2 separate regions of the Mus musculus genome follow, and region 1 is linked to region 2. A link is a loop called in an ENCODE intact Hi-C map of the cell type or tissue named here. Cell type or tissue: left cerebral cortex. All regions are shown on one strand. Each heading gives the region's core, and the rest is flanking DNA. Links, peaks and the distances in the headings are about the cores only. Region 1 overlaps Gm41042 (a long non-coding RNA gene). Region 2 has its middle 13 kb from the start of 5930438M14Rik.

What was found. Peaks named below come from ENCODE experiments on the same cell type or tissue, not always from the same donor. Only the 100,000 strongest peaks of a DNase experiment are listed, where the experiment ranks them.
Region 1: a loop joins it to region 2, with 2.3 times the contacts of the local background. A loop is called at or near these places in 2 of 42 quality-filtered maps.

The regions. Positions count from the first base shown.
Region 1 is chr13:101,022,410-101,026,809 of GRCm38, reverse strand. All of the region lies in intron 1 of Gm41042 (a long non-coding RNA gene), which reads right to left. Among named protein-coding and RNA genes, the nearest start is that of Gm41042, 27 kb to the right of the region's middle. In left cerebral cortex, for the core only: no CTCF peak of the experiment used is centred there; DNase peaks (open chromatin) are centred at 551, 1,141 and 1,635.
Region 2 is chr13:101,216,779-101,221,178 of GRCm38, reverse strand. No RefSeq gene overlaps it. Among named protein-coding and RNA genes, the nearest start is that of 5930438M14Rik, 13 kb to the left of the region's middle. In left cerebral cortex, for the core only: no CTCF peak of the experiment used is centred there; DNase peaks (open chromatin) are centred at 1,412, 1,791, 2,654 and 3,973; H3K27ac peaks cover 2,731 bases.

The sequences.
Region 1 (4,400 bases), core at 114-4,113, 190 kb after region 2:
TTTAAAAACTATACAACTGCAGACTGTATGGTACTGATCACAAGTCTTGCTGTTGGTCAGTCTGAGTTGCCACTATTAAGCAATTGGATTTATATAAAGGAGAGAGAAACGTGGCTCTCTCGAAGATAATATTGTAGAAGGATAAGATTTGTACTGGGATTCAAAGGGCAGGTCATTTTTAAGTGAGAAAGAGAAGAAAGAAAGACTTCTCCGGTTGTTACACATATTGACCATTGGGAACCACAGCCCCCAGCTTTTGCCTCTCCATGCATCTCTGAGCAGTTCAATTGGTGTATGTTGAGTTTGAAGTTCCGGTGAAATATGTCTACCTCATGCTGGGAAAACTGAACTTGGAGCTTGGTCTTGAGACTTAGAACTGGAAATCTCCTGTAGAAAGTTGATGCTTGCCATGAACACTATCCAAGAATTTCTAGCTTCCTTAGACCTCAGCCTAATACCCTCCAGGATTGGTGCTTTCAGACCAACAATGGGATTCACAATGAGAACCCACACATTCCACCTCCAGCTCAGCTGAGCAGCTGCATTGCAAGAGTGGGTAGCATCAGACTGTTCCTTGAGGTGCACATGCCCATGCTTAGAGCACCAGAGGCTGGAGAACAGCTGACCTCACATCTCAGACAGTTCTAGTTTATTCCTCTGCTCCAGCATAGTTATTAATCATGCCCCATTCACTCTCCAAATCACCCTAGTTCAAATGACAAATTAGTCAGTCTGTAATTCCCCCAAATGACAAACTGCCCAAATAGCCAATTTCCTTAATGACCCATTCCTCAAATGACCAATTTACGTAATGTCCTTATGTCCTTTAACTTTCTAGTTTAGTCAGTTTTTATTTTACTTTCATAATACCACTTTTAAAATGTTTAAATAGTGGCTTGGGAGATAGGTCAGTCATTAAAGTCTTATCATGCAAGCATGAGGACCAGAGTGCAGTCTGAAGAACCCATACAAAGAAAAACTAGAAGTGGGAGCCTATGGGCATATGCTTAGGACACCAATACTGGCAGACAGAGACAGGCAGATTCCTGGAGTTCACTGACCAGACAGCATAGCCTACATTCTAATCTCTTGGCTGGTAGAAACTGCTGCCTCAAAAGACAAGCTGTACAGTTGTTGAGGAGAAACATCCAAAGTCGACATATGGTCTCCACCCATACATACAACCCACCCACACTTGTGCACACACACACATAATAAACCTTTTTTTCTCTTAGGTCTGTAACTCCACTTCCAGGAGATCTGACACACTCATACAAACATGCATGCAGGTAAAACGCCAATGCAAATGAAATAAAAGTAAATAATTTTTTTAAGTCTCCTAGCTCTCTAATGCTTGAGTTAGATACTTAAGCCGCAATCAATGCACAGCCCTGCCATGACCCCACTCCTGCCACCTGAGGACTGAACTGAATTCTGCACACCTTCTCCAGGAGGCACCACCTACTCCCTCTACAGCTCCCAACCCCTGCTACCCGCTAACCCATCGGTAGAACTCCATGAGCCTTCCACAGACTTCTAAGTATATAAAACAAGAACATAACTCAACAGAAAGTTTCCTGCAGAAGTTGTGCCCAGGCCTAGCTGAACCAGAGCTGTTTCTGATGACTCACACATCAACACTGAGTGGTTCCCAGATGAACCCAAATGCCATCTGCCTGGTGCAAAATGTGTCACATTAGGGTAAGAGTAAACAGAGATCTAAAACCCACTCAACAAAAGTGGGGCAGATATTCACACAAAGAAACACCACCATTGGCCTAACTCCAGATGTATAGGTCCCATCATATAAACAAGCATGAATAACCAGGGTAATATATAATATCCAGAAATTAGTACTACTTTAGTAATGTTCCCTGAGAAAAGCATCTTAGATGACACCCCAGACAATTAATTCAAAATAGCAATTATAAAGGAACACAAAGAAGAAATTAATTAAATACTGGAAGGAATATCAAAAAGCACAAACCACTGAATTAAATAAAGAAAAATCAAGATGAAAATAAGCATTTAATAAAATAAAAATTATAAGAGTAACTGGTGGCCTCACTGAGAATGGCCCCCATAGACTCATATATTTGATTACTTGGTCCCCAGTTAGTAGAACTGTTTGGAAAAGATTAGGAGATATGGACTTGTTGGAGGAAATGTGTCATTGGGGTGAGTTTTGAGGTTTCAAAAACCCACACCAAGCAGCTGGGGGAGCACCCTCATAGAGGCAGGGGGAGGGAAGATGGGAGAGGGGGCTTATGGGGAGGAAACTGGGAAGAAGATAATATTTGAAATGTAAATAAATAAAATAACCAATTTTAAAAATCAATTACAGATTTTTATAAAGCTATAACAATTTTCAGATCATAAATTAAAAATATTTAAAATCATATTAAATTTCTGGGGAAAAAAGCCAACACCATTTCCAGTTAGCTTGCTCACTCTGTCTGTCTGTCTATCTATCTGTCTGTCTGTATGTATGTATGTATGTATGCATGTATATCTGCCTCATGCTTATGGATCTGATAGAATTTCTGAAGAAAGCTCAAATTGACATGAAAATTTCAATGATTCAAGTAAAAAGGTAAATGGAAGGCTTCACTATTATAAAAGATCAAGTAAACCAAAAAATATCAGAGCTTAGCAAAGACAAATTGAATTAATTAGAGAAAATGATAGAAAACATTGAATCTTTTTTTAAAAAATGAACATAACATGCAGGAATTCTGAAACACTATAAAAAGAATAAATCTAAAAATAATAAATATAGAAGAAGTGAGTGGGACTCAGGTCAAAATATAGAAAATGTATTCACCAGAATCATACAAATTTTTCCAAATCTATGGAAAGAGATCAATATACAAAAGGCACGTGGAGTACCAAACAGACAAGACTAGAGAAAAAAAAAAAAAACTTCCCATTCTATGTAATAGTCAAAACACTAGATGTGTAGAACAAAGAAAGGATGTTGAAAGCTACAGGGGGAAAAAGACCAAGATAAAGGCATGTCTATTAGAATAACAGCTCATTTTTCATTGGAGATGTTAAAAGCCAAGAAGGGCTTAGACAGATGTTCTCCATGTTCTGAAAGACTACAGATACAAACCCAGGACAATATGCCTAGCAAAACTATCAGTCATAATCAAAAGAGAAGGAAAATATTCTATGGCAAAGGCAACCCAGAACCCAACACATTAATAGTAAGGGACTCTTAGGGTGTAGAAATTGGTGGATCTCTGAGGTTGAGGCCAGCTTCATCTACATAGCAAGTTCTAAGCCAACCAAAGCTATATTGTAAGACCCTGTCATTTTTTTTAAGTGATTTCAGTAGCCCAGATAGGCAGATTATCCAGACCAAAGAATGAACATAAAAATAATGGTTCTAAAGGCATCATAAATCAAATGTTCCTGATAGGAGCATCTATAGAACATTCCCTTCAAACACAGAAGAGTACATATTCCTACCACTGGCCAGTAGATCTCTAAAGTAGATTGCACATTGGAACATAAATAATCTCTCAAAAAAATACAAGAAATCTGAAATAACACTGTCTATGACCACAATGGAATAAAACCAAATATCAACAGCAGTGTGACCCTCAGAAAAACTGCAACTGAACTACATATACTTCCGGACGGTAAATGGATCACTGAAGAAATAAAAGGATTAATATTGGCAAACCCTTAGCCAAATTAACCAAAAGAAATAGAGATGGCCTAAATTGATAAAATGAAAAATGAGCTATGTCAAGATAATCGAATGAAATCTAGAGGATTTTAAGGACACATCTCCAAATCCTTTGTCCCACCAAAATGGAAAATCCAAAAGAAATGGGTGAATTTCTTAATACAGAGTTAAACCAAGAAAGAGTCAAAAATGTAAACCAAGATGGGATCAAAAGTTTAAATGAAGCTGATAGTGACCTGAAAGTTTCATCCCTTGTCACTAGCTTTCTTAGTACTGAAGGGAGCCATTGCCTCTACCGGGGCAGTAAAGCAATCAACACTCTTATCCAATGGTGAAGTTTTCAAGCTACGACAATGGCCAGCCTGAAAAGATACAGCCAGTGGTGCAAAGGTGGCAAAATGTTGTGAGAACTGCAGCGGCATGGATGATAAAAAATGCCCCCCTAGGCTCATCTATTTACTTAGTCCCAGCTGGTGGGACTGTTTGGAGAAGATTAGGAAATGTGGCCTTATTGGAAAAGATGTGCCACTGGGGGTAGGTCTGGAGGTTACAAAAGCCCATGCCATTCCCAGTTATCTTGCTCACTCATTCTATCTATTGATCCATCTATCATATATATTATATATGCCTCAAGCTTGTGGATCAGATTTAAGCTCTCAGCTACTGCTTAGTTCCATGCTTTCCTATTGCCCTGCTCCCTGCC
Region 2 (4,400 bases), core at 167-4,166:
GCTAAAAGTCTAGGAAACTAAGGTACAGTGCAAGACAATCCAGATGCCTGTGCACCTGGCGCTTTCAATGTCCTCTCTTCTCTCTCTCCCACTCCCATGAGTTCAAATGCCTTCTGCATACTGCCACCCTCAAACCTCTCCACAGACCTGTTCATTTTCTACTGCAATCCTCTTTCCATTTATCTATTTGGCACATGCCCCCTCTACCTCCATGTAATAGACCAGCATCTCCAAGCTGCTCAGGTCTAAACTCTTGCTATTATCATTTCAGTCTTCATTCACTACACATCACATATCTACACTGGCCTCAAACTTAAACTTGGTTATTACCAGCTCAGCTTCCAAGACAAATCTCAGATTGGCTCCCTTCTGTGATCTTCACTGCTAAGACCCAAATTTACCTTCTTATACAGTCACCTCCCATTTTATTTCAAGACTCTACTTACCCATTTAATTTCAGTAGCTCTGTCCTCCCATTCTGTCCAGTACATCAATCATGGAGTCAAACCCTAAACATGTCATCCTATATCCCGACTCCACTAAATTCCCCACCTCTTCTGCTCTTCACTGTGGTCTGGTCACACTGGCTAGCTACATCCTCAGCAAACTAGTCTCATCCCTGGTTCCAGCTCAGTATCGTAGCTCTTGCTCAGAGTGCTCTCTCAGATTTGTGTGTGACTATCATCACTTGCTGCTGCGGTCTCAGCTCAGAGGGCTAATCTTTCTCGTTCCTACTTTCTCTGCAGCACCTCTTGGTGGCTGCCATTACTAACTTCTCTGTTTGCATGTGTATTTACCCCTACAAAAAACTGTAAATACCTACAGAAAAAAAAATCCCATTCCACTGCATTCTTTCCTCCTGAAAAATGCTGGACTCACCAGGCATTTAGCAAATACTGGAGAGTTATTGATAAGCAATAGAAACAGCCAGAATCAGATGTCTGAGTGCTCCTATTGCTGTGATGATCCAATCTTAGTCTTGCTTTACATCTTACCAAAAACAGGCCCGTTACCAGAACCTTTCCCTAGTTCACACACACACACACACACACACACACACACACGTGTGGTGTATGGGTACAGCATGTGATGTGTGGTTGTAGTGTGTATGTTGTATGGTATGTCTATGTGTATGTATATGTATTCTATGGTAGTGTGGGTGTGGAAAGTATAAACTGTGTGATGAATTTGCTTTGTGTAAGAATGTATGCTTGCATATGTGTGTGTGTGTGCATGTGTGTGCATCTGTGTGCATATGAAGTGACACGACATAATGTCTCTGAAATTCAATAACAGAAACTAAGCATTGGGCTGAAACCAGACCTATAGAGCTCTTTCAAAGAGATGCTCTTCATGGCCTACCCCATTAGTCTGCACTCTATGTGACTGTTTCTTTCGATTCTGTTCCAACAGCATCTGGCCACTCTTCAGTGAATATTTATCAGAAGCTAGCATATGCTACAGCATACTTGTTCTGCCTGGTTCTAATTCCTGTTTCTCCTTCAGCTCCTCTCGCCTGTAGCTTTGGTCTTTCAGGTCTCCATCAACTATTTTCGTGGATTTTTTTTTTTTTTTTGCCTCAATTATATTAGTGAGAAAATTCTTTCCGGGACTGTAGTTGATAGTCCCAAGAGAAAATCTAATTGAACTAGTTCACCATTTAAAGCGTGGTCATACATTTTTGGTCACAAAATAGCAGCCATTGGGTCAACAGCCCAACTCACAGAACCATCTGTTTCTGTACATGCAGCTGCTCCTGTGTAAAAGAGAGTTGGCAGAGCAGACACGCTCACACGTCTAGGGTAAACTTTAAGGGAGTGTTGGTACATTTAGGTCATGGAAAGAAACACATTTGGATATTTCAGCTGGAATTTTGCTATGTGATAGTTGCTTGTACCAACGGGAAGTTTGGTATCACTTAAAGGTTTCATATGCAAAAATTGATGTGCTTTCAATTAATTTTTGAGAAAGGTATGGGATAGATTGTAACAGGATGAAATTAGACATAGAAGCCAGAGGCCCATCAAAGTACCAACTGTGCACATGAGCAGTGCTTAGGAAAACTGATATCGCTGGGAGAGACACTGGCTTGAAGGAACGGGAGTGTGGCATCCACTTCATAAGACTCAATCCTGAGCCATACCAGCCCTCCACCCTGGCTTTTCTGTGTGTTGAGCAGCAGACTGGGGTATTGCAGCATTGCCTTGAGTGGTTCAGAAAGCTATTAGGATAGGCACAATTGTGTATGCATTTTGTATAGAGGAGGAAGCTTCCTACCAAAGAATAGAACACCTTTCCAAAGGTCATATAACCAGAAATTGCCAAGTCAGGATTCAAATTCATATTGCAAAACCTGCAAGGTTTGGAAGCAAGAACCTGAGGGGATCGTGAAATGAAAAAGCCTTCAAAACCAACACTCACGCTAAAAAAATAAAATAAAATTAAATTTAAAAAAAGCACACACATACTCAGGAAGAGGGACTGAGCAGGACTCAGTGATGAGACAGGTCTGACATGCAAAGTCAGATTATCTCATCATTAGAGGGCAAACAGCCTGATAGGCATGGGAGAGTAAGCCTGCCTGTCCCTAGGACACACCCTGAAGCTAAATGCCTGCAGCTGCAAGAATTGACAAAGGGAGGACTTGGCAAAGGGTAGCTTGCCTCCGAGCAGGAGGGGCGTGGGGGTGACAAAAACACCTTTCCAACTGAGGGAACCCCGCCCCCAAGACTTTAGACATTAATCTGGTTTCTGAAAAAGAAGAGTTAATCCATACCCAATGGTAACAAAAAAAAAAAAAAAAAAGCTCGTCAGTACCCACTTGTTATTTTTAGGCAGCAATATTTTTAATCCAGTTCTGCTCCCTACAAGGGACAGGAGAGCTTGAAGAACCCCAGGGACCCTCGTATCCACAAGTGGGGACAGAGTCAGTCACCGATTGTTGCACAGGAACCTATATTTCCCAGGCAGCTTGAGGCTGAGATAAGATCAGCCCCAGTTAAAGATTAAAAATATCTGCATACAAGCATGAATCCAGCTCTCTGTTGCAGATGGCACCTATTAAGGTTTTGTTTTCATTTTACTTTACATTTTTAAACTTTGTGTGTGTGTGTGTGTGTGTGTGTGTGTGTGTGTGTGTGTGTGTGTGGCACACAAGAAAATTTGTAAGAGTTAGACCTCTCTTTACATTATGTGGATTCTGGGAATCAAACCAGGCCCACTCCGCCATTTCACTAGCTACCAAGTTTCTGATGGACCTGTACAACAGATAAAGGTTTTCTATCTATATCCGTATGTATCAAAAATACAAAGAATACTCATCTCCAATACACCAAAAAGACGTCATCTGAGACCACCCTGTCCGCCATGTTCTATGTCAGAGAAGGGTAGCAACATAGCTTGGTGTGTATCTTAGTAAAGGTACTATAACACAATACCGGAGACTCTGAGGAGGGAGTTTATAACAACAGAGCTTTAGTCCTTACAATTATGGAACTTGGGATGCTCAAACCCTACTGAGGGCCCGTTCAGATGCCAATCTTCTCTGTCTGTCCTAACATGGTGAAAGAGGTAAGAAAAAGGGTGGGATCTCTTTGGTAAGTAGGCGAATCCCATTTATTACAGCCCCACACTCATCCCCCAATCATCCCCCAGCGCCCAGCCTCTGAATCTTTCATCATGAGAATTAGGTTAAACCTAGGTCTATAAATTGGAGAAGACTGAAAACAGCCTGCATCAGGCAGGACTCCCATTCTGACTCTCTTCTTCTCATTGTCAGAGCAGAAGCCATTGGAGTGGGAATGATTACCCTTTAAACGAGCTGTTAGTTTTATTCTAATCAGGGCTTTGGATGATGAAAAAAAGTCTCCTCAGAAAGGAGGCTGAGGGAAGAAGTTGGCAGAATTCCAGCAAACACAGGAATTTAAAAGAAAAAAAAAAATCTTACAACCTCAGTCTATTCGTTAGGAGGAAAGAAGATAGACTGCATTTTCAAGGCAGGGTGGCACCATTGCACAACTTGAGGTGTGGAGGTTACCATCCAGTTCGCAGTCTGCGTGAGCTGTTCTTGCTGGCATCGCACCATGCACACAACCTGTGCACCCAGACTTGGACAGATACGGTTTAGGGTTTCTAAGTGAGAAAAGCCACCTACAGTGCTTTCCACCCAGGAGTCACAATCAAAGTCAAACTTCTCACAGAATCAAGCCCTAAAGGATAACAATGTCCTGAATACGTCCAGGCTTCTATTTTACGGTTTTGCAAATGAGGCAGTTGAGTGCCTGAAATGTAATGTGTCTTGCCCAAAGTCAACAGGCCTGCGGGTAGAAATGACACACATTTTCCCTGCTTCCAACACGTGGACAAATGGGCCACTTCTCTGTCCAGGCCTTTAGCTTATC